Regions from separate parts of the Mus musculus genome. Here all the other regions are linked to region 5. Evidence: chromatin loops called from intact Hi-C (ENCODE). Cell type or tissue: heart. All regions are shown on one strand.

Region 1 (5,000 bases), 150 kb after region 5:
TTCTTGTCACTCAGGCCCCATCAAGTGTCTTTACCACAGAGATTTCGTAAATAGTTTATCCTCCAACACATTATTTGGTTTTCCCTTAAATTGAGATCTCATTCTTATGACATTTTATGCAACATAAAACTTTAACATACATAGTCAGGGCTTTCTTGTGCAATGATCAATGGTGTCAAATTCCTGAGCGTGTCCATCTCTACCTGTGGCGGTTTGAATAGGTTTGGCCCCCATAGACTCCTGTGTTTGAATGCTGGACTCACAGGGAATGGCACTGCTATATTCCACCCTCATGCTTTGTATATTGTGGGTTAATGCTGCAATGAACATTTATATACAAGTTTTTGCATAAATGCATGTTTTCATTTTGGGGGAGTTTATATTTATAAGTTTGGGTTGTTGGGTCATATGGTAACACTAACTCTTTTCTTAGTTTCTGAAAGCTAATGTTGGGATTCTCACAGTCTCTGCTGAGGCTAGCACTCAAGTGCAGTGAGGGATGCCCTTGCTTCAGGTGCAATCAAAGCAAGCTAAAATATCTCAACTTCCAAATAAACAATATTTAAACAATTTAGGAGCAGGGCTGAAGAGATGGCTCAGAGGACCCAAGTTCCATTCCCAGCATCTACAGGGAACAGCTTACAAAACATGTAACACCATTACCAGATAATCTGATGACCTTTGTTGGTCTCCATGGGCACTGCACTCATGGCGAATTCACACACACACACACACACACACACACACACACACACACACACACACACACGTAATAAGAATTTAAAGAATTAGAGCCTCAAGATGCTTCAGCTGGTAAAGGCTCTACCTCTGAGCCTGCTGACTGGAGCTCCATCCTCTGGACCCCTTTGGTAGAAGGCAAGAACTGACTCCCACAGCTCAGCAGCTTGTCCTCTGACCTCTACACTGGCACTGTGGCATGAGTGTACCACCTTCGTACACACGAAATACAATTTAATATGTAAAAACAAAATTTAACAAGTTAATTGGGATACACTTGTACATTTTTATGGAGTACAGGATGATAATTTGATGTTCCTGTAAAATGTGGAATGTCCCAGTCAGGGTAATTAGCATTTCAACTGCAAGGCCAGAGCACTGGAGCCCGAGACAAAGGAAATGTGTGACCCTGGCTAGAAAATACTGATCCTTGGGCCATCAAGATGGCTCAGGGGGTATGAGTGATTCACACACAAGGTTGGTAGCTAGAATTTGACCCCTGGACCCCATGGCTGAGAGAGGTCAGACTCCAAAAATTTGCTCTCTGGTCTGTAATACTGCTGGCCCTCTCTCATAGCATAATAATTTAAAAAATGGTACTACGTGGATTCACTCTTCATTAACTTTTTCTTTTTAAATTGCAATCTGTCATGGTAGCCCAGACCTGCGATCCCAGCATTCCTAAGGCCCAAACACTCAGATTGTAAGTTCCAGGCCAATTTGAGCTCACAGCAAGATTCTGTTTTGTTTTTTAAAAAATATTTCACTCAGCTGGGCATAGTGGCTCATGCCTGTGACCCCAGCATTCCAGAAACAAGAGGATAATTTCAAGTTCCAGGCCAGCCTGCTCTTTATGGCAGGTTGTAGACCAGTTAGGGCTACATAGGAAGAACGTATCTTTAAATTAAAAAAAAGAAAAATCGTATTAATCTGAGTCGTGGGCACTCTACTAAATTTTGCACCAGGTTTGTGACAGGCCCAGTCACCCAAGTCCCTTCTGGAACATAAGCCTCAGGCAGACATCATAGTCTCCACACATTCAGCGCACCCCCCCCCCACACACACACACTCCTTGCAGAAAGTTCAGGAAAGAAGTTAGTGTGCAAGGAGTACTTCCATCAGCCGTCACTGTTTAGCCTTCATTTTACAGCGGGCCCTCCATCTGTGAAGCCGAATCTAAAAGCAAGCAGGGAGAAAGATCTCCTCATGAGATTGGGCAGTAAGACCAGATCTCAGGAAGGGCAAGGTGGAAAGGAGGGAATAGATTCCAGGACATTGTGGGAGCGGGGGACTGGGGGGTGGGGGGGTGGGGCGTTAGGTTTGGGCCCAGAGTGGAGCTACTGTCTGGTCAAGACACCCTTGGCTGTGTCCCAAGCGTGTGCTGGAGCTGTGTAGGGGGCAATGGGGAGAGGGTGCCTCCTGGTGGCTCTACATAGGACTGCTCACTCTGCAAGCCTCCATAGCAAAAAACTATAGTTTTTTTAAAAATAAAAATAAAAATAAAAAAGAAGGGGCATAGACTTGATGAAGCCACACAGACCTCAGCAATCAGGATATCATTTTAATGCAATACAAAAAGAGAAAAGAAAAGAAAAAAAGGAAAAAGAAAATCAATGTGTAAGCTACCGCTTATGGGTTGGCCTCTTTATTGGAAATTTGGCAAAAAACCAGAGGGCATATGTCTCTGGTGCCTGCGACATTTCACAGAAAAGCACCAATAAGGGATTGGCTGGAGACATAGCTATTTGGGAAAGCAATTTGCAGCATATCTTCAGATCTAAAACCTTGGTCCTAGCATCCACACTGAGGCAATTAACAACAGCCTATAACTCCAGCTCTAGGGGATATGTCGCCCTCTTTTGGCCTCCGTGGGTACTGCACTCGTACACCCACCACATTTCAACTAAAAATAAAATATTAATAATTAAGGCCATGCTGTCTCCTTCTCATGCAGCGGTCGCCTGCTGGCTTCACCATGTTCTTAGGTTTCCTTTTTTCTTTTCCACCTGACACACTGACCACCTTTCTACAAAATAACAGGATTGTCAGAAACTATGACTCTTCAATGGCCCCTGAGGTACTTTTCCTATATCCTCGCAACAAAATATGGAACAGAAGTGACTTACATAAAGAAAGACTTATTCTGACCATCGTCTTATTCCATCCTACTGGGGAAGACATGGTAAAGTTCATGGTGATGACAGCAGAGGCTCAGGCAGAGACCCCGTTCAGTGTTCAAGGTTTGTCTCCAAGGATTCACTTCTAAAGGTTCTATATCCTCACGAACTAGGACCACCAGCTGATGACCAAGTGTTCAAACACATGAGCCCAGGAGGGATGCTTCACACTCAAATCGTGATAGCTCTCAAAGACCCATAAGGTGAGAGCCGAGTCCTCTGCACACACCAGCTACCTGTCTGGCTTCCATCACTGGGATAAATACCTGAACGAAATATCTAAATAGAAGAAGGATTTTGGCTTGCGGTTTGAGAGGATACTGACCACCATGACGGGGAGGGCATGGTAGTGGGGGTGGCCAGAACACAGTAGGAACACAGAGAGGTCCAGAGCAGGGCCAAGCTATGAGCCTCAAAGCCGGTCCCCCAGTGACTCACCTCCACCTGCTAGGTTCTGCCTCCTAAAGATCCCACAACCCCCACAACATCTCACCAATGGGGAACCATGTGAGTCTACAGGGGACATTTCCTACAAGCTACAATATCCTCCCAGAGGCCCAAAGGCTTGGCTGCCAGCCTGTGGTGTTCTTGGAGGTGGCAGAACCTCTAGGGGGTAGGGCCAACTTGGAAGGAACTTATGCCTGTGGGTTCTTGCATATTGCGTGCTTTTGCTGCGACTCTGTCTTTTTACAGGAGCCAAGCAGCCATGTCTGAATCTCTGAGGCAAACCAAAGTAAGGCTTCCCTCCTGATGGCTGGTTTAGTTCAGGCATGTTGTCACAGTGACAGACAGCCGAGGAGTACACCCTTACACTGTCACACATTTGACCAGAGGCCACTCCCCAACTCCAGCATCTTCCAGCCTATCTCTCTGGCCATATGGCCTCTAATATGATTATATCACAGCCATTCATATTATTGGAGTCCTCCTGTAGATGGTAAGTCACTTTTATCTTGCTTCATTTGAAACCTTTCTTTTTCTGTTTTGTACTTTTGCTACAGTGTGTATGTGCACACACGCACACACACATGAACATGCATGTGTGTTCCTGTATGTATCTGTATGTGCTCTGTGTGATCTGTTCTCTCTCTCTGTCTCCTGTGTGTGTGTGTGTGTGTGTGTGTGTGTGTGTGTGTGTGTGTCTGTCTGTCTGTCTGTCTGCCTGTGTTGTGTCTTTTGGGTCTATCCTGGGTGGAGTTTGTTGAATCTTTTAGACATGTGCATCGATGTTGTCAGTTTGAGGCTATTATTTCAACTATGATATAATTTTCCTGCTATTTGATATCCCTTTCTGCTATTCCCATTATGTTTATCCCAGTGCAGTGAATGGTGCCACATGTTGTTATGAGATTCTGTTCACTATTCTTGATTTTTTTCCCTGTTTCTCAAATAGTATGCTCGGTACCCTTCTAGCTTTCCAACTCCAGGATTTCTGATTCTTTTTCTTACCTCTGCTCTGCTATAAAGTAACCATCCAATCTCCAGTAACATTTGTTTTAATTTAAAATTTTAGTTTATGTGTATGGGTGTTTTTACCTGTGTACCACCTAAATGCAGTAAGAAGCCAGAAGAGGGCAACTGATTTCCTGAAACTAGAGTTGTTAGCCACCATGGGAGTAGTGGGAATCAAACCAGGGTCCTCTGGAAAATCAGCAAGTCAAGTGCTCTTACCCTCCGACCCATGTCTCCAGCCCACCTCCAACAACATTTAAAGAAATCTCTTTTAGGCCAGGCATGGTGGTGCACGCCTTTAATCCCAGCACTTGTCAGGCAGAGGCAGGTGGATTTCTGAGTTCAAGGCCAGCCTGGTCTACAGAGTGAGTTCCAGGACAGCCAGGACTACACAGAGAAACCCTGTCTCGAAAAACCAAAACCAAAACCAAAACCAAAAAAAAAAAAAAAAAAAAAAAAAACTTTATTGCTACCAGACTTTCCGTTATTTCTCAAGTATGATCTCCAGTGGCAATTTCAACATATATATGACAGCTGGCACCTCCTCTCAGTGGTTTCTGTTGCTTTCTCCACTCCACCTCACCCCACCCATTCATGTCATGGGATTTCTGTTCTGTTTTGTTTTGAACTCAT
Region 2 (5,000 bases), 94 kb before region 5:
AGAGCGTGGCCCTGACACTGAGAAGGACTGTGTGGCTCTGTCTCCCTGAGGTCCAAGCTCTGCAGCTGTTTGGCTGAGGCTATAGTTTGATTCCTGAATGTCTGGCTGCTTCAACAGATAAAAGCCAAGGTTGGATTTGAACCTGAGTCCTAAACCCTAGGTGCACCTGGCCAAGTCTGAGTCTTTCCCACTCTTAACCCAGGCTCTAGGGTGACCCCTGCTTCTGCTGCCTCTTTCCTCTCTGGCTCCCCGCCTACATCCTCCCTTCCGGTTCTTTTGCTCTTCCCCTAAGTACTGGACCCTCCTCTCCTGAGCCCCATATCCGCTACAAAGTGGAAACCAGCTTCAATCTAGTGGCTGACTAGCTGAGTTTGCTACTGACTTGTCTGTGTGGAAGAATGAGAAAGGCCCACAGTCAAGATTCCTGACTTCTAGTCAGCTGGCTTTGCTGGATACCCATGGAAACAGTACAGCCCTGAGGCTACACTCAGTCACTTCTCTCTCTCCATGCATACAGGGCTTGTCCTCAGGAGGAAGAACTCTGTATCTGAGCCCTACTCTTCTCTGATCTTGCTCCCCAGGCCCTCAGAATGCTAGTCTCCTGGCTTGCTCCCTCGGGAGGTATCCTAACATCAGATGGAGACATGTGACTGTCATAGGAAGCACACGGGACCACTACCAAATGAGGATGAGACACAGTCTAATGGCCCTAACCACAATGGAACAACCTGATCCCAGTTCTTCCGACACGGCTCCACTACAGCCCTCATAGCTTTCCATGGCTACTCTCCCAAGGGCTCAAAATGTACCCTTCTGGATGCCACACCCTACCTTCAGAGAACCGTCCCCTGGCCATACCCTCCCTTGATAGCTCATTCCATCCCACACTCTCTCTGTGCCAGGCCCTATCGAATCTCTCCTTAGAGTTCCTGACTTGTGATTCTCTCAAGACCAGCCCAGACCTCCACTACCACTAAAATAGGGAAAGTGCTACAGGAGGTGAGGCTGGGCTGAGCAGGCAGGAGCCTGATGCCAGGAGTTGGACTTGCCACAGGCCTCTTCCTGGACCTCCCCTTCCCCGTTTAGCATAACCTTTGGGAACAGAGAGCCTGCTTGAGGGAGGGAGAGAGCTAGCCCACCTCAGCCTGATATGACAGGAAGAACAGAAGGCAGGCAGGAAGGAAGCAGCTCAGAGTCTCCTGTGTCCAGGCTGGGTGGATCATGGTCTCTGAACTCCTCAGCTCCCACTCAGTTTAAACCATTCAACCTAGCTCAGGGGGCTTCCTAGCAGTGCTAGGACCTGTGTCCTTCTACTCCCAAGACGGCTGGCCAAGCTGGGAGGCCATAGTGTGGACTGGCCAGCAAGCCCAAGCTTCGAAGCTGCACCAGGAAAGGCCAAGGAAACCCCACAAAGTGATCACATATCAGGGTTTCTGGGCTAGCTATTCAAGAGGCCCTACAGAGGAACCCTGGGGCTCGGTGCCATGGAGGAGGCTGTAGGCCCCCAGGGAGCAGCGCCCACGGGAGCAGGGCTGCTGCAGAGCACAACAGTGGATGGGGCAGGGAGATGGATACCTTGGCTCTATCTCCTCACCTGTCTCAACAATACTGTGCCAGCTCTTGTCCAAGAGCCTGCACCAGGTTCTCTGGGTACACTACCTCTGTGACCTTGTGTCTCTGCCCCTCTGTGGGAACTCCATAGGTCCTTAACTTGCCAGTGGAAGCGCCCGCCCCTGGCATGGGATAACCGCAGGCAGAGGCCAGTCCCGAGCGCCACACGGAGGCGGGGATCTGGTAACCACTCGCTCCCCTCGGCCAGGCCTGACCAGGGAATTTCGTGATGCCAAAAGCAAACAAGTGGGGCGAGCATGGGAGAGGCTCAGGTGCTCCCGGTGCGGGCCTGAGCAGGCGGCGGCAGGGTGGGGGCTCACCTTTCTGGCCGCTGAGCGCTGCGTACCAGGAGAGCGAGAGGAAGGCGCACAAGCAGAAGAGCAGCAGCGTCAGGAAGGTGCCATTGCGGAGCCTCATCTCCCCCGATGCGCGGCGGGCGCCGGCGGGGCCGAGGCCGCATGGCCCGGGGGACCGGGGCCGGGGCACGGGGGCCCGGAGGCGGCGGGGGCCCCGGCCCCGGAGCGCGGAGGAGCTGCGGGCCCGGGAGAGGAGGCTACAGGCAGGGCGGGAATGGGGACGGGGGTGGAGGGCGCGTGCGAGCTGCTCCTCCGCGGTGCGCGGTGCTGGCGGCCTCGATCTGAGGCTGGGCCGGGGCCGAGCAGGGTTGGGGCAAGGCGGCAAGAGCCGCGGCCGGGCTGGATCCGGGACCGCCGCCGAGTCGACGGGCGAAGGGCGGGGCGGCCGGGATTTAAAGGGGCCGCATCACTCGCCGCCGCTGGGAGCACCGCGAGGGGGCGGGGTAGGAGGCCAGCTCCCGGGATCCCGGCGGGCCCGCCTTGGGAAGGTGGCACGCGCGTGGAATAGCGCGCCCCAGGAAAGTCGCGGCTACAGTGGTGATGAATGAGGGTCAGCTATTGTGCAGCAGGGACAGACGGCGGAGATGCCTGTTCCCCCAAGTCTCCTTTCAGAAGATCCCATGAGCAAGTCCCTACACCTAGACCTTCAAGCCCTCCTCCCGACAGAGAGGATCTGGCATGGGAGGGGCCCGCTGTAGCCGAGCTGAGGTTATCTCTAGCTAGCAGGCTAGCCAGAAAGTGCCAGCTGCTCTCTCTTGCGCCCACCAGTACTCCCTTCTCAGGGCATTCTCTGATGTGCCTCGGAGAGTGTGCTGCGGACCGGGGGAGGCGCTCCTACTCTATCGAACAAGGACAATGGGCCGCTCTCAGGAGTAACAGAGCCGTTGTTTGTAGGTGGAGAGCACCCTCCGGAGCCCAGCCGACTAGCTTCCCGGTGCCAGGCATGCTGTGGGCGGGAGTCAGGCTCAACCTGTAGTTTAGAGGATCACGGGTCCGCAGGGTGACCGGGGGCGGGGGCGGGGCGCCTCTGGTTCCTATTTGTACAGCGGCGCCTAAGACTTTATTGCTGTCTCTTCTTGCATCTTATTACAGACTTCCCTCCATGCCTCTGCGGAACCAGGAACTGGACACACAATGAAAGGACTCACTGAGCCAAGGCAGCCTCGGGGCATGCATTTTGGAAGCGCCAAATCTACTTCCCTTCTTGAGTCTCATCACCATTCAAAATGGAACCAGAAGCTACTTTGTAAAATGGAGCTACTACCTAAGAGCAGAGTGGTGACGGCTACTAAGCCTGAGTTCCATCCCTCAGAATCCACAGGGTGGAAGGAGTGAAATGACTGCTGCAATTGGTTCTCCGATCTCTGCATGGTGTCTATGGCACGACAGTGCCATCCACGTATGATGTCCTGAAAGACCCTGCTTGGAATGACCGTGAGCGCGTGCGGGGGTGGGGTCGGGGGGAGGGGTGATCACACGCTGGGTGGGTGATGGTCTCAGTAAAGTAGAAGCTGCAGTGGTGATCTCACATACACACACACACATACATGCACACGCTTGCGTGCACAATAAAGTGACCCATACCCAGGAGGCAGGAGGATCCTTATGAGTTTAAGGAAGGCTTGGTCTACATTTAGAATTCTTGGCTAGCCAAGGCTGCATACTAAGATTCTGGGGGCAGAGTTGGGGTGGGGAGCTACAGAAGGCAAGGCACAGTCCAAAAGCCACTGTTTTACAGTTTGGAGTGACTTAGAGCAAAGTACAGCCTGATCTTGTTGGAACCTTCTGAGGGGAAGTATCCTGGTGTGTTGTCCTGTTTTCATAGGAGTCTTCTCTGTGGTGCAAAAAATAGTAGGTCTTCATTTTAGTCATATAAAGTTTTAATTTTGTTTAAAAGACAAAACAACAACAACAGTGGAGCCAGTATAGTGTGTGACATGCCTCCAATGCTAGCAGCCAGACAGCAAAGGCAGGAGCTCTGTGAGCCATACATAGTGAGCCCATGTTGTCATTCCCCAAGCCCCCAAAACAGTTTAAGACCAGCTTGATATACATAGAAAATTTAAAATTCTGAGCCAAGTAGAGCTATACAGTGGAACTGTCCTAAAAACAAATAAGGCTAGAGAGGTGGCTCCGTAGTTAAGGTACTTAACCGCTTGCTCTTCCAGAGGACCCACCCCAGTTAGGTCCCCATCAGCTTTTACAGGTGGCTCACAGCTACCTGGAACTAAGGGAAATAGACACCTCTAAGCTCAGTGTGTAGGCATGCACATACTTAAAAAGAAATCTAGAAATCAAGCAACAAAAAGTATATTAGAGCTGGAGTATAGCTGAGTGGTGAAGCACTCAACATCAACTAAAGTGGATGACTTAAGGAAGATGCTATAATGATTAAACCAGTGGATCTGAAGGACATGGACTGTAGGTGAGCACACGGATTTCCCCTCTCCCATTGCTACCTTGGAGTAGGGGAACAGGAATAAGAGAAGGTCCCTGATGTCTAGGGAGCAGAGCCTCTGTAGAAACAGGAAATTGGGGTTAGGGAGAGCCCATGTCTCAGGAGCAGGACCTCACAGCAGCCTGGCTACCTCCAGCCTCCTCCTTTGAAAATGGCAGCATTGTCTGGCACGTGTCCTGTTTTCCACTGTCTTTGCCTTTGTAGTAATTAATTAATCCGGGCCTGCTTGCCACCTAAAGTCCCTTCAGACACTTCCTAGCTCTGCATGTCGCCTTGCAGCTGGCAATATACCTTCACCTGAGGTTCGGCATCAGGTCCTAGGGACCCACTCAGGGAAAACGGAGCCATATGGGCCCAGAGAAATCCTGCTTTCCCTTTGAAAGTCAGCTGGAGGCCTTTCCTCCTTTGTTCTAGATTTTCACACAGTGAAAAACACAGTCACACACACACACACACACACACACACACACACACACCTTACTTTTTCAGAGTCAGTGACTCACTATGAAACCCTGACTGGCCTGTAACTCACCATGCAGACCAGCGCTGGGATTAAAAGCCTGTAGACACCCAGC
Region 3 (5,000 bases), 230 kb after region 5:
ATGGATGGACCTGGAGGGCATCATCCTGAGTGAGGTAACACATTCACAAAGGAACTCACACAATATGTACTCACTGATAAGTGGATATTAGCCCCAAACCTAGGATTCCCAAGATATAAGGTACAATTTGCTAAACACATGAAACTCAAGAAGAATGAAGACTGAAGTGTGGACACTATGCCCCTCCTTAGAATTGGGAACAAAACACCCATGGAAGGAGTTACAGAGACAAAGTTTGGAGCTGAGATGAAAGGATGGACCATGTAGAGACTGCCATATCCAGGGATCCACCCCATAATCAGCATCCAAACGCTGACACCATTGCATACCCTAGCAAGATTTTATTGAAAGGACCCAGATGTAGCTATCTCTTCTGAGACTATGCCGGGGCCTAGCAAACACAGAAGTGGATGCTCACAGTCAGCTAATGGATGGATCACAGGGCTCCCAATGGAGGAGCTAGAGAAAGAACCCAAGGAGCTAAAGGGATCTGCAACCCTATAGGTGGAACAACATTATGAACTAACCAGTACCCCGGAGCTCTTGACTCTAGCTGCATATGTATCAAACGATGGCCTAATCGGCCATCACTGGAAAGAGAGGCCCATTGGACACGTAAACTTTGTATGCCCCAGTACAGGGGAACGCCAGGGCCAAAAAGGGGAGTGGGTGTGTAGGGGAGTGGGGGTGGGTGGGTATGGGGGACTTTTGGTATAGCATTGGAAATGTAAATGAGCTAAATACCTAATAAAAAATGGAAAAAAAAAAAGAAATGTAAAGAGCCTGTTCAAGGACAGCTTCCCCGGTGGAAGCGGCCTTGAGACAGAAAACCTCCATGATTCCTATGATTAACGGCATAAAGATGTCCACTTTCCAGAAGCTAATATAGAAATGTGGCTGAGGAGAAAACCAAGCTGGTGAGGTGTTCGTATTACAAGCGCAAGGAGCGGAGTCTTGGAACTCACTCTCTTAAAGTGTGTATGTATGTGTGTGTATGTGTGTATGTATATATATGTATGTGTGTGTATGTGTGTGAGTGTATTGTGTGTGAGTGCATGTGTATGTATGTGTGTGTATATGTATGTATGTATGTGTGTGTATGTGTGAGTGTGTGTGTGAGTGTATGCATGTATGTATGTATGTGTATGTGTGTGTGAGTGTATGTGTGTGTGCGTGTAGCAAAGCAGGGTGGCACATACCTTTCATCTCAGTACCACGGAGGCACTGACAAGGCAGATCCTTGGGGCTCGAATGCCAGACATCCCAGATTAACTGGCAAGCTCTAGGTTTGTCTTAGGAGCAGTAAGACAGAGGGTGCCTACGGAATAACACCCAAGGTTACTCTTTGGCCCACACACCCACACACACTTACGTTCCTGCACACTGTGAACACACTAACATGATCCAACGCCACATATCATGAACACTCCGGAATAGCTAGGAGACCTTTGAAATATCAAGTGGCATCAGTGCGTCCTGCCAGACTCAGAAACACGCGAGGGAAGGCTTTTTGTTCAACCGCTGTCCCCATACCAGGATCCCGAATACACTTTTTCTTCCCTTTGGCTAAAGATGAATAAAATAAGCAAATATTTTAATTAATTAAAGATGAACACAAGCTCACAAGTGTCTGTAACTCTAACTTCAAGGAATCCAGCACATCTTTGGGCCTCCACACAAGTACACACACACACACTCACACATACACACACACACATAAAAATAAAAAATTTAAAAAGACGGAGGGAAAAAAGTCAAAAGCCTGGAATAAAAATCAGAGGTTCACCCACAGCACACAAATAAAATAAGCTAGAGTGCAGTCACACAGTAGAGTAATATGTGGTAGTGAAAAAAGAACTGGAAAGGTCTCTATAGACCGGGAGAGCCAGTTTTTAGGTAAAATTTTTGTCACAGTACAAAGGGGGATGCAACAGATACTAATATAATGTATAAATTGCTTCTTTGGTAAAAAGAAACAGACAAGTTGTCTATGGGCTGTACTTCTAAATAGCTTCTAAATATAGCTTTTGTGTAGTTGTGACCTTTGAGCCATAAAAATATTTTACAGATTCAAAAATAAAATTGCAAGACCAAGGATGTGCAAAACCAGGCTGAATGCAACTAGAAACTCATGAAACCAAAACTGTATCAGACTGAAAAACGACCCACCAAGCTCTGGGTGTGCACCCAACGGCATCCGAAACCTTAGGTAGCAGTTATGGGTGGGTAGTAGTTTACGTAGTTTCTTTCTGAAACCATCTGTGTGTCTTCTAGTGTTTAGCAAACAATTAAATATAACTGATGATTTGGGAATCAGGTTCTCACTGTGAGAGACAGAAATATAAATTTTTAGTTTGTTTTTAAAAGCGATTTGGCTGGGACTCCCTGACAAAGTCTAGATTCAGCGGCACCAGGACAGTCATGGGCACACCTAACCTAGATGGTGGTTTCTAGGCTTCTCAACTGCCATTTAAAGGAATAAAAGCCTCTTTGGAAAACGGCCTATTCCAGGTTTGGTTAAGGACAAATGTGAGTGGTGGACCAGCCCTCTGAGACACCTGATGACAAGTCAGAAGATTCCACAAGTTGAGCCTAGCCCAAGCACCCAGACTGGACTTCTGCAACCCAGCCCGCACTCACGCGCTCCCTGCTGGACCAGAGTGGGAAAGCACTTGAATTAAAACCAGGCTCCCTTTCCACCTGAGCCCCTCAACTTGCTATAAGCCTCTTTGTGGCTCTGGTTTTGTCAGGATGAAGGCCTTTACGTGGCTATGCCGCCAGGGGTGGATGGGCACAGCCCTCTCAAATATCTCCACACCTCTGATCTCTTAGGCCTGTCTGCGTTCTCTTTGCCTGGCCACTCTAACCCTGCTTCATCTCTGCCTCCTGCACAGCTCTTCAACTGCCATTAAACCTTTCCTTCTACAAGTCAAACTCCAAACCTCCGAGGACTACTGCGCCCAGACGAACATCCAAGCCTAAGTTCTGCTGACGTATCCGGTTCAAAGCCCTTACCACGCATCGTCCGTATGTTGCACCTGTTCAACCCTTTTCCACCGGCTCCAGGCTCCAACTTTGACTTACAGCACAGAGGTCTCTAGCCAGGGACAGGTACCTTCTCTGGCCAGGCCCAGGCTCTGTCCCAATACCTGCGTCTCTCCAGCCCATTACCCCATTTTATTGTCCTCATAGAGATGATCTTCTAAAACGACTTCAGATTTTCCCTTGCCCTCACACCAGTGTGGGAACAGTGTTCAGGATAGGAAGCTGGCTGCACACAGTAGGTTTTCAGTGAACACAGCATTCTTACGGCACCTGACAAAGTGGCTGAAGTACTGGGGTAGGAGCTGGAACCTCACCTTTGTCACTTCTTGGGAGCAAGTCCTCTCATCCCTCTGAGTCTGTTTACTTGACTGTGAAGTGGAAACAGCCCTGCGCATCAGGTGGGTCTTCCCAGGACCCTTCTTGGCCTCTCTTACCTGCCCTACAGCCACAGGAGGGGGTCAGTTGGAGTGCAAGGGACCCCACCACCTTACCATCTAAGCTGCTGGGCAGACAGCGGCGTTCAGAGCACCCACTTCTCTCCAGGGCTTCTCTGTCTTCATCCTTGAGCCTGCTTCCTGCCACTGCCTGAGGGACACACATGGAGTCCCAGCAGATGCCATGACCCTACAGATCCTCATGGGCACACTGGTCCTCTGGTTTCCAAAAGGCCAAGGTTCGTGTCACCCTTCCCATACAGATCGCAGGTCAACTTCGCTGTGCCCGTTTCAGAGCCAGGGAAACTGAGACTCATGTGGGAGGGGACTCTGGGCCCAGGATGGCTTTTTTCTGCCACTAGCTGGTATAGGGAGGTGGTCTCCTTCCAGCGGCTGGGGGCGTGCCCTTTGCTGAGTCCCCTGGCCTCCAGCCACTGCATGGTACCTCCACTCCGGGACCCTGCGCTCGCCCTGCGCCTTAGGGAGGTGTGTGTGTATGGGCGGATTGGGGCTCCCGCGCCATTCGGCCCAGTGTCATCCACCTCTCCGCCACGCGCGCCGCGGCTCCGGCCACGCGCACTGTCACCCGCGCGCACCTTGCCCCGGGTCAGCCCCGCGCGTGCCCGCCCGCGGCCCGATCCGCCGTCCCCGCCCACGTCGCTGCCGCGCCCCACGGGCGGACCTCGCCGCGCCCCGCACGCCCTTGTCCGCAGCGCAGGTGTGTCTCCTGACCGCGCGTTACTCACCGGCTCCCGGCGCTCCGGCAGCCCGGGCCCGGCCCATCGGCAGCGCCCGCCGCGCCCGCTGCAGCCGCTGCACCGTGGACCGGGCGCTGCCTGCTCGCCCGCTCGCAGCCCGCCGCGATCCCGCACGCAGCCCGCCCGTGCGCCTGGCCCGGCCTGAGCAGCGCGGAGCCCCCTCGCGGCCGCACAGGGAAGCGCGGGTGGAGCCGCCCGAGTCCGCGCAGCGCAACGCAACGCTGCCCGCTGCCCTCCCTGTCCACTCCGCATGCCGTCGCCTTGTCCAAGCCTCTCCTCTGCTCCCAGCTCCCGGGATCAAGACCCAATGTCCAGGAATGCGCTCGGGACCCTCAATGTGATTCGTTTCCCCTCGCTTGAGGGAAGTCCCGCGTGCTAAAACTGCTCCTGTGGTGCTCTCCCAAGCCTGGTCCCCGAGCCCCCAGCACTTAAACTGCCATCAGGCCATACCTCTTCTCTGGACCAGCCTCTGGAATCCCGAAACCCAGGTCACACTTGCTTCAAGGCTGAGTCCTGGCCTCTCCTACAACGGCCACTGAACTTTGGGTGGTCTGTGTCCTGGAGTCCTATTGGCACAGGCTAAGTGTCAAAAGAATGGCGAAGACTGCACACACCCTCCTCCCTATAGTGAGGGACATAGCTGCGTTTCATGGCTCTGGAGGCACTGCGATGCTAGAAAGATAAAGCAGGGCGGTCATAATTTTAAGTGAAAAGAAGGAGCCAACACAGGACCTGGTGACCTTCTGCCCTGGCTCCATCCAGG
Region 4 (5,000 bases), 110 kb after region 5:
TCATGTGGTATGAGCTGGCGAGATGGCTCAGCAGTTAAGAGTGGTTGCTGCTTTTGCAGAGGACATGGGCTTGGTTGTCAGCACCCACAAGATGGCTGTGTAACTCCAATTCCAGCCTCTTCTGGTCTCCGTGGGCTCTACATGGTATACATACATCCAACAAAACATCCATACATAAAATAAGTAATATTTTTTTAAGGACACAATAATGACACCACTTCTTCACAGGAGAGGTGAGTTCTCCATCAGTTAATTTTTTAAAAATAAGAAATGAAGCCACCAGACCAAATTATTTTACCAGTATCAAACAGTGTGTATTTGCAGCAGAGGTCTAATATGCAGCCTTCAACCAGTGACAGGTTAAGATAACTGACTTTTAGCTCCCCAAACCTTTCTGCTGGACTCATACAAGCACTATCCAAAAGGGGACTTAATTTGGGGGTGAAGACAAGCAACAGATAGTGGCACTCAAAACACTTTGGAGTACAGCATCTTAAGTGAGGATGGTGGTCTGGGTTGCCTGGGGAGAACCAAGCCCCAAGAGCAAACCACAGATTTCATAACACTTTACAGCTCTTTCTGCAGAGTAGCTTGCCTCTCTCTTCCTCTTCCTTCCCTTCCACATGACCCTCACGGTTCTTTTCCCCACCAGAAAATAGTGTAGCATTGTTACTGCCATAGTTTGGCAACATTACATGTCCCAACCACAGTGACTGGCACAGAGCAGGCAGCAAATATTTATTGAATGGAGCAAAGAAAAAAAAACTGTTCCTATGGTCAAATAGGGACCTTAAGTACTGCTTCTAACCTAGTGGAATAAGAAATACACTGGTGTAAAAATGACCGTTTAAGAGCCCAGTCTAAGTTGAAGAAAGACAACAGTAAAACCTTATGCCCCAAGCCAGTATGCCTCAACAACAACTGCTTAATATATGTTATACAAATACCGAGCTCAGAGAGCATATTTTAATATTTTAGACTATAAAAGCAAACACTATTGCCTAGATTAGGTCATCTGAACACGAATAGCAATTTTGGTTTTTAATCCTCTCAACATTGTAAGGTGAGAACGGGAGGATATAGAAGATGGGAGACATCTCCCCGAAGTCCAGCCTGCCAAAGTCCCCAAATGTCACACTCCACGGAGAAATGTCCTTTAAAACACGGCCAGTAATTAACAAATACCAGTTTACACCAAATCATTAAGAATTCACAGCCAGCATACACAAAGGGAACGCCAAGGCTAAATCAAATGGCTTCAAAGACGATTCCTGATCATTTTACCTTTTTTCCTTCTGGATGGGCACCCGTGACCAAAGACTTGGCTACTAGTTCAGCTACTCTCACATTCTTTATAATGTGAAAATCTCTAGCGTTTCATGACAGCACAACTATCGGGGCCAGAGAAAACCAAAAGCAACAGGGACCCTCTCCCCTTAGCCACTACTGGGGGGAGAGGGAGGGGGAGGGGGAGTAGATGGGGGGGGGGGCTCTGATCCCTAGAGATTCACTGCAGTGTTAAATCCGTGGGATTTCAGGAACAAACCTACCGATTCCAAAAAACAGGTTAAGCATCTCGTCCACCATGAACTAGTTCTGCGCCCCTGCACCACCTCCTTTGTCTCAACTGTCCCTGAAAACTCGCATTCCAGTGCCCTCCAGTAAACAAGCTAACTAAATGAAAAAGAGGAGGACGTTCTAAGTCTCGCTCTCTTTTAGTTTTAGGGTGAAATGCAGCAGGGTTTCTGGAGCCTCTTTCCTCAGCGGGGAGCAGGCCAGGCTCCACAGCGCGAGGACCTCGAGCCCCCTGGGCCGGCGGCCGAACGGCGCGCAGACCCCCGGCCACGCCGCCCCCGCGACCCCCGCCCGGCTTCGGGCTTCGGCTCCGGCCTCACCTCCGTGGATGGGCAGCGGTGCCAGCACCTGGCCGCGGACCTCGGCCTTGGGTGAGTCGAGCCCGTAGCGCCCGCGGTCGATGCGGAACGTGAGCGGGGTGCCGCGGCCGGGCTCCTGCACCGTCACGTTGATGAGCGCCGTGTAGTACTCCTGGCTCGCGTTGTCCGCTCGCGTCGGCCACAGGCTGCAAGTCAGCAGGGCCAGCGCCGCGAGCCGGGCCGGGCCCGCTCGCGCCGCGCCGCTCATGGTCCCTCCGGCCGCCGCCGCCGCCGCCGCTCGCGGACCGGGCTCCGGGGCCGGTGCTGAGAGGCGGGGCGGGCGCGGCCCGGGCTGCGGCGGGAGCGCGCGCGCGCCTCGAAACGAGCCGGGCACGAGCACGGCCCTCCTCGGCGCCGCGGCTCCGCCGTTCGCCGCCCTCACGTCCGCGGCCCGCGCGCGAGTGCGCGCCCGTGGATCTCTCAGGGGAAGGACGGCGCGTCAGGCCGTGTGCTGTCAGGGCACCTGGAATGCCCAGGGACTAGGCCTGCGGACAGGGCCCCTGAGAGGACTCGGAGTGGTGGGAAGGAGTGGTCCCCACTGCTCGGGGAGGGTCAGCAACGCCGCCTCAGGCGCGTGCCCGCCGCCGCCCCATTCCCTCCAGCAGAGCGGCAACGCGCAAGCCCGATGCGCAAACCCGTCCGCTGCGCGTGCGCAATAGGCGCTGCCTGCTCCCGCCCTCCCGCACGAGGGCCAGGGGCGGTCCAGTCACCTGCTTGCTGGCACTGGGTTCAGTGAACTGCCCCGGGCTTCATACCCCGCTATGACCTGGATCTGTGAAGCTTTCCAAGAACCTATAGAGATGTTGGAGATACCACTAAAAGAAACTAAGCTAATCGTTAAGGTTTTAAATTAAATGTCTGTGAGAGCTAACATTTCCACTGGGTTGGTTGCATGCTGTACAATAATTGACATCAGTCGGGAGAGTGCCTTTGCGTTTGGGGCCCAGTAGACTTGGACCCAATAAGGCATCTGAGTGGTTAGCAAGGTCTGTTAGAGACGGATGTTAACTTCATCAGGTTGGTATGGTCCTCTTCCCCCACTCCCCCCTCCCCGCCCCCAGAATACCCAGAGCCACAGGCCTTCACTTCCTTTTTGTAAAATGGCATAGTACCACGGCATTTAACAAGGACTCTGCTCTGTTTCTTCAGTAATTGGGCCTCTCCTCACTGGGTGAAATGGACCCCAGTACCTATTCTCAGGATGAGACCCCGGAGGTGCCTGCCAAAGAGTCACAGGCTATGTTTGGAGCCTGCATCAGACTATCTCTAATATGAATCTCCTTTCCCCTCCCATTTGTTGGTCTAATCTTCCCTTTGCTAAAAATGTGTATGGTATTAGCAAGGGTTTTTAGTGTGTGGGGTGCTGATGCCCCTGACGAGAAGTGATAGAAGTCCACACACACCTGATACAAAACCAGGGTAGAGGAAGGAGTAAACAACGAAAATAATTTTATGGTTGGGGTCACTACAACATAAAGAACTGTATTAAAGGGTCACAGCATTAGGAAGGTTGAGAACTACTGGTGTAACAGTATATGGGAAATGAGAATGTAGTGTTTAGGGTACTTGGGTGTGGGGGGCTTCCTGGAGGATGTGGGCTGAAGTCTGAATAGAGCCCTCAGATGCCTGTCAGTGAGCTACCCTCATGCCCACCTTGACAGGGCCATTTCTCTATCTCTACCACTTTCTTTGTCTCTTAAACCTCTTTGCCTGTCTCTCTTCCCATTTCTCAGTTCATAAGAATGCCTAGATCACCTGTTTGTCCCATGTCAAATTCCCTTCTTGCCAAGCTCCACTAAGATCTCAGCTACCACCTTTGCAGGTCCCAGATTCTATTAAGAGCTTTTGTCTGTCAGGATTTGATCTGCTTGCTACCTCTAGGTGTATAAGGACAAGTGTGTAAGGCCCATGGAACAGTGCTTGGGGGACTCCAGGGGTCAAAGCCTAAGCATGGCCCCATGGGCAGTGCTGAAACTCTCAGAGAGTTGTCTAGTTTTCCAAAGTCTGTCTCCTCCTCCCCTCTCCTCCCCTCCCACTCTCCCTCCTCCTCTTTCTCTTCCTCCATAGCCTCTTAACTTCTCTTCTTCCTCTTGTGCTTCCTCGTTTGTGTTCTTAAATTTTCTAAATGACCCCAACTGGTCATACAAAGCCCCGCTCTCATTTTATCAAAAGCAGCAGTTTGCTTTTACCACAATTCCTAGTCTGATTTTCTGCCCCCACATTAATGTACTTAATGTGTCTTTTCTTTGTGTTCTTGCAACGTTTGTATTGTCTAGTATTTTGTACTTTTTAATTATTAAATCATGGAGGCAGAGGCAGGCGGATTTCTGAGTTCGAGGCCAGCCTGGTCTACAGAGTGAGTTCCAGGACAGCCAGGGCTACACAGAGAAACCCTGTCTTGAAGAACCAAAAAACAATTATTAAGTCTTACTGGGTTGTGAATGTCTTCTGTCTTTCATTCTCTTCATTCACTAGTACACTGGATTTTTAGAGTTACAGTTATTGAGGTTGATGTTGAAATGTAACATCTGGGGGCTTGGGAGGTGACTCTGGGGTAAAGTGATCACTGTGCAAACATGAGAACCTAAGTTCTGAACCCCAGAACTCACATAAAGCCACATATGGTAACACGCGTTTGTAACCCCAGAGTTTCTGTGCAAAGATGCGAAGTAGAGCTAGGAAAATAACCAGGAAAGACCTTGCCTCAAACAACATAGAAGGCAAGGACAGCCACTTATGGTTGTCTTCTGACCTCCACACGTGTACCATGGCTTGAACACATCCATACAGACAGTGAACAAGCACACACACACACACACACACACACACACACACACACTTCCTAAGGAATGTAACATCGGTAGGAAAGTGCAGAAATCTTGTGTGTACACCGGGCAAATATTTCCAAGGTGAAAGCCATTTTATAACAACTGGAACAAAACAAAAAGCAGCACTAAAACCCTGAAAGTCTCCCTGGCCGCCTGTGACGAACACCCAGGTATTCTTATTCCTGAGGCTATAGATTAGTTTGATTTACATAAATGGGACCACACAGCACCTACTCAC
Region 5 (5,000 bases):
TACTAAAATGTTAAAAAAAGAAAAATAGTCATTTTAAATTGCAGTTAGAGATCTAGAGAGTGGCTCAGCAACAAAATGCCTATCATGCAAGCAGGATGATCTGAGTTCGAATCCCCGGACCCATATGATGATGGATGTGGCTACTTGTGTCTGTAACCTGAGTGTGGGGAGCAGAGCAGAGACGAACTCTGGAGTTCACTGGCCAACTAAGCATCTCAAAGCACAAGGTGGAAGGAGAGTTCTAGGAGCCACTCGTGTCCACGCCTGGCCTCCGCCCACACACGCAGGGGCTCCTGCGTACACACCAGGAAGGTGGGTCTCTGTGAATTTAAGACTAACTTGGTCTATGTAATGAGTTCCAGGCCTGCCAAAGCTTAAAATCGTTGAGACTACCTCAAAAACAAAAGAAAAAGGTGCGTTCAAGCCTTACTATGGTTCGGAGTCAACTTCTCAACGTTCACGGTGAGGTTTTCCTTTGGGTCTTGGGGACATTCTTTTAGTCTCTCTCTGCATAAACTACTGGCAGAGCCATATTGCAGGACCTGAAACCTTAACTTGATGACCCTCCTCCTCACACCCACTCTTTAATGAGAAGTTCAGACTAGCAAACATTATTATTATTATTAATTATTATTATTTTTTTTTTTTTTGGTTTTTCGAGACAGGGTTTCTCTGTATAGCCCTGGCTGTCCTGGAACTCACTTTGTAGACCAGGCTGGCCTCGAACTCAGAAATCCGCCTGCCTCTGCCTCCCGAGTGCTGGGATTAAAGGCGTGTGCCACCATGCCCGGCCTTTTTGTTTTTTTTCAAGACAGAGGATTTCTCTGTGTAGCCCTGGCTGTCCTGGACTCACTCTATAGACCAGACTGGCCTCAAACTCAAGAGATCCACTTGCCTCTGCCTCCCAAGCACCACCACGGCTGACTTAATTCATTTTTTTTTTTTTTCGAGACAGGGTTTCTCTGTATAGCCCTGGCTGTCCTGGAACTCACTCTGTAGACCAGGCTGGCCTCGAACTCAAGAAATCTGCCTGCCTCTGCCTCCCAAGTGCTGAGAGTAAAGGCATGAGCTACCACTGCCCAGATCATTATGTGTTTACATGTATATCTGTGCACATGTTTGTGTCTGGTGGCCATGGATGCCTGAAGAGGGTATTGGGTTCTCTATAACCAAAGTTACAGATGGTTGTGAGCCACCATATGGGTGCTGGGATTTGAACCTTGGTTTTGCAGCCCTTGAGCCCACTTCTCCAGGCCAGGCTGGTCAGTTTTGAAAAGAGGCTCGAAGGAACCTGCGTTCCTGATGAATCTCTTAGGTATACAGTGCTCAGGAGGCTGTGATGGCCCAATGGCCATGGCAGGCTGCACAAACCTGGCTCAATGTGATTTGGAATTCACAGAATGGCTGGCACCGTAGTCTGGACGCTCAGCCTTGAGAGGCGGGAGGCGGTTGGACACAGATGAATGCTAGAACAAAAGGGACTTGTCCCACGGTGCCCTGTGTTCCTCAGTGGCCTTATGGTAGCTTCCAAGGTTGATCACTGGGCTGTTCAAGAGGGCTGCTACCTAACTCTCAATAAACATTGGGTCCTGGAGCCAGGCCTAGCATCAACTCCAGTCATCTCTTGGCCCTCCGGGAAGGAGCCTGATTGTGGAAGGGAACATTGAGTTTTCTTGGAAAAGGTACAGTCCCTTCCACATTAAGAAGTGTAGCTCATGAGATGCTGGCAGCTGATGTCACCTAGGTGAGGCCACCAACTGCATCTGCAGGACTGTCAGCTGCCACCCTGCAAAACCAGGGCATTCACAGAAAATTCACTTTCCATATTGAAAGATCTGGCACCCAGAAGGGTCCACGTACAGGGGTCTGCTGCAGGGCCGGATCTGGAGTACTTGACAAGCCCTGGGACACACGGGGCTTCCAACAAGTCCTGCTGAATAGATTCCCACAATGCCACATGTCACACAAAGTCAGAGGCTCCCACTCCAGCTGCTTCTGTGTGAGTGGTAGTGCTCAGATACCCGAGAGGCACCCGGGGTAGCTCTGAGGGACACTTCATATATACCGATAAATATGCAAAAACAAGCTTTGAATTGGGAGCTCTGACGGCATCAAGTGAGGAGAGACCGGAGGAAGGGGAGGTCAGGGCATCTTTGGTCTTCGCCAAGAGGCAACTCTTCAGTGAACTAGGAGTAAAGAGGGCAAAAGGAAACGTGTGCTTATGCCACTTGGTCCCTCAGAGGCAGCTGGAGAAACTGAGGCAGAGGGCGAGCTGGGGAACCCTGCTGGCTTCTGGTTGCTATGTGACTTTACAGGACTGTGCACACGTCCCGGCGGAGGCCACTGGTGTCCTTCCCCTGCTGCCTGTCCCGGGATCGTCCTCCCCACCCGCCTTCCGACCCCCCTGTGCCGCTGCGCGTGCCCGCGGGTCGCGTCCTGCTGCCCCGCCAGGCCCGGTGCGCACAGGCCCGGCCGCCCGCGCCCCGCTCACCCGTGAGGCCTCCGCCCTTGCCGTGGCCTCGGCGCCGCTGCAGCACGAAGAAGGGGTTGGCCCGCTCCGTCACCCATAGCGCGTTAGCCACCAGCACCTCCTCGGGCCCGAGCCACATCCCGCGGCCGCTCGCACCGGGCCAGAGCCCGTGAGGCGGAAGCGCGCGCCGCCGTCGCCGCGCCCGAGCCGAGCCGAGAGGAGCCGAGAGGCTGGGGCGGGGTCGAGACGTCGGCCCGAAGGTTGGCTCCCCCTAGCGGCCGCGCTGGCTCACAGCGTCGCCCTCCTCGACCTCTCCTGGCCTGGCAGTCCCCTCCAGCCCTGCTGCCGCTGTCCAGTTTGGAGGGGATCGCATGCTCTCTGCCTACTGTGCAGCCCAGGCGAGTTAATGTGGCAAAAAGCGTCTGGAGAAGGGTACAGCAGCGCCTGGTCAGCCTCGGGATTTTGACTCAAGTCTAAGGTTGGGATCCTCAAGAGCCCAGTTGTCAGGAAGCGCAGCTGGTGCCCTTTGAAATAAGTGCGCTCACCCCATCTGACAGATGGATTGGGGTGGCCTTGAGGCTGAGGTCACAGATGAGCACTTAATTTTTTTCATAAGCGTACAGCAGTATGATCTAGGGGCGCAGTGCCCTGCTCTTACCTCTCCTGGCCTGAAGGCGGCAGTCTCTGACAGTACAAATTCACCTTCAGATCCCAGCCCAGGGCTTCTGCCACTGAACCATGAAGCAAAACTAGCTACTGCGGGCTCTGTGAACTAGAGCCCGGTTAAACAATTAGGAACAAGATAGTTTCTGACTCAAAGGTGCAAATGACTCCGCCTGGACAAAAGGGGCGGACCATATTTATTTTGGTAAAGGCTAGGGAGACAGCTGTATGAGCTGTCCCCATGTCACCTGGACATGGCAGGAGGGTAAAAGGAAGGAGAGATAAATTCATTCTGGGAGGTTTGAGCAGATGTAATGGGTGACAGCCAGAGTGAGCCACAACCTTCTGAAACGCGGCTTGTGACTCAGCTTTCAAGACATGGCTTTCCTTACAACTTTGAAGTACAATATACTCCGGTTATCCTGACAGAGTACACAGCAACCAGTCAGTCTGGCTGTCCATCATCTTACTCCATGAGGGAGTGAGTATGATATCCATGTATGAAACATAACTAAACTCATCATCTCTCAGATACTGGATTCTCAGCCCATTGTATTAATGTGTCCTGATAGTAAGTCCTCAATGAGGACTTTGGACGCGCAGACGAATGCTGCTGTGCTCTCTGGAGAAGTCTACCCTCAAGATTTCGGAAGTAAGCCAGGCATGGTGGTAGACACCTTTACCCCAGGACTTGGGAGGCAGAGGCAGGTATATCTCTGTGAAGTTGAGACCAGCATGGTTTACCTAGCAAGTTCTAGACCAAAAATAATTTAGAAGTAGTGGACTGAGGGATGGCTCAGCAAAAGATGGAGATTGGGGGGGGGGGGGTTACAGCTCCAGGGGATCTGATACTCTCTTCTGGCTGCTGAAATTAACAGCAATAGCATTCACTCATGGATGCACACACACATATACACAGAGATAGAGACAGAGATAGATAGATAGAGAGAGATGGATGGATAGATAGATAGATAGATAGATAGATAGATGGATGGATGGATGGATGGATAGATGGATGGATGGATGGATGGATGGATGGATAGATAGATGGATGGATAGATAGAAATCTACAAAAAATTTAATTTGGAAGAATGATAATAATTTTATAAAAAGCATTTGGAAGTACCTGAGAACCAGTGAGATGCCTGACTTTGATCTCAGAGCCCACATGGTAGGAGAAAAACAGCTCCTGCAAGTTCCTTTGACTTCTAAGTAAAATAAAATAATAATTAACTAAATAAATGTAATTTAAGAACTGCAAGTATTTGTTCCACCTTGGAGCGCAATAAAGGATCGTCTATCCTTATTTCAAATTTGAGTGTACTTTAGTGTACTCAAGAGTCAAGAGACTGACGTGTCCATCAGCTGATGGTAACAGTAGTGGCATATCCCTCCATGCAACATCCAGCCATAAGATATCAGCCACTGAGGTGCTAAGACATGGCTGGACCTCGGACATCTGAGGCTGACACATAGACTGTTGGCATTGCCTATGTCTTTGCATATCTACCACACTCCTAGGTGCTGCAGCCGACCCAGAGAACAATCTGTAAGGACCAGTTTTTATAAGGAAAATAATATTTATTGAGCACTCAGTCTGTGCTAAGCCTATGTCTTTTTTCTTTTTATTTTGTGTGAATTTATTTTATAAAATTCACTTGATTGATAAAAGTGCAAAATTCAGGTTCTGACACCATCACAGGGCTTAGCAGTGAACCACATTATCTAGCACTTCAGCTCCTTTCCATCATCTGGAATGGTAACCCTGTCCACATCACAGCTACTGCCCAGCCTTCTCCCATTCAGTCCCTAATAACCACAACTCTGCTTTTGCCTCTATGGCCTACCTATCCCGGGTTATTTAGTG

What was found. Hi-C counts contacts between places; a loop is a spot of excess contacts. Peaks named below come from ENCODE experiments on the same cell type or tissue, not always from the same donor. Only the 100,000 strongest peaks of a DNase experiment are listed, where the experiment ranks them.
Region 1: it touches region 5 in a loop (11-fold over the local background); 30 of 42 quality-filtered maps call a loop at or near these places.
Region 2: a loop joins it to region 5, with 5 times the contacts of the local background. A loop is called at or near these places in 4 of 42 quality-filtered maps.
Region 3: it touches region 5 in a loop (4-fold over the local background); 3 of 42 quality-filtered maps call a loop at or near these places.
Region 4: it touches region 5 in a loop (8-fold over the local background); 11 of 42 quality-filtered maps call a loop at or near these places.

The regions. Positions count from the first base shown.
Region 1 is chr11:49,983,976-49,988,975 of GRCm38, reverse strand. No RefSeq gene overlaps it. Among named protein-coding and RNA genes, the nearest start is that of Rnf130, 39 kb to the left of the region's middle. In heart, CTCF peaks have their summits at 2,405 and 2,605 (motif pointing left); no DNase peak of the experiment used is centred here.
Region 2 is chr11:50,222,671-50,227,670 of GRCm38, reverse strand. Mgat4b (mannoside acetylglucosaminyltransferase 4, isoenzyme B) reads right to left here and starts at 2,336. Exons shown (of 15, transcript NM_145926.3): 1 at 1,932-2,336. The coding sequence starts at 2,028. Gm36556 (a long non-coding RNA gene) reads left to right here and starts at 2,450. Exons shown (of 2, transcript XR_388620.4): 1 at 2,450-2,857; 2 at 3,060-5,000. In heart, a CTCF peak has its summit at 2,422; DNase peaks (open chromatin) are centred at 280, 1,110, 1,810 and 2,360; H3K4me3 peaks cover 3,318 bases; H3K27ac peaks cover 3,515 bases.
Region 3 is chr11:49,901,193-49,906,192 of GRCm38, reverse strand. Rasgef1c (RasGEF domain family, member 1C) reads right to left here and starts at 4,358. Exons shown (of 14, transcript NM_029004.1): 1 at 4,226-4,358. In heart, CTCF peaks have their summits at 2,654 and 4,429 (motif pointing left); a DNase peak (open chromatin) is centred at 4,402; H3K4me3 peaks cover 1,487 bases; H3K27ac peaks cover 910 bases; H3K27me3 peaks cover 2,789 bases.
Region 4 is chr11:50,022,543-50,027,542 of GRCm38, reverse strand. It overlaps Rnf130 (ring finger protein 130), which reads right to left and starts at 2,212. Exons shown (of 9, transcript NM_021540.4): 1 at 1,896-2,212. The coding sequence starts at 2,142. In heart, a CTCF peak has its summit at 2,604; DNase peaks (open chromatin) are centred at 592 and 2,542; H3K4me3 peaks cover 2,358 bases; H3K27ac peaks cover 1,735 bases; H3K27me3 peaks cover 1,798 bases.
Region 5 is chr11:50,129,048-50,134,047 of GRCm38, reverse strand. It overlaps Tbc1d9b (TBC1 domain family, member 9B), which reads right to left and starts at 2,688. Exons shown (of 22, transcript NM_001290760.1): 1 at 2,492-2,688. The coding sequence starts at 2,609. In heart, a CTCF peak has its summit at 2,928; DNase peaks (open chromatin) are centred at 1,665, 1,765, 2,667, 3,087 and 1 weaker place; H3K4me3 peaks cover 1,753 bases; H3K27ac peaks cover 1,449 bases.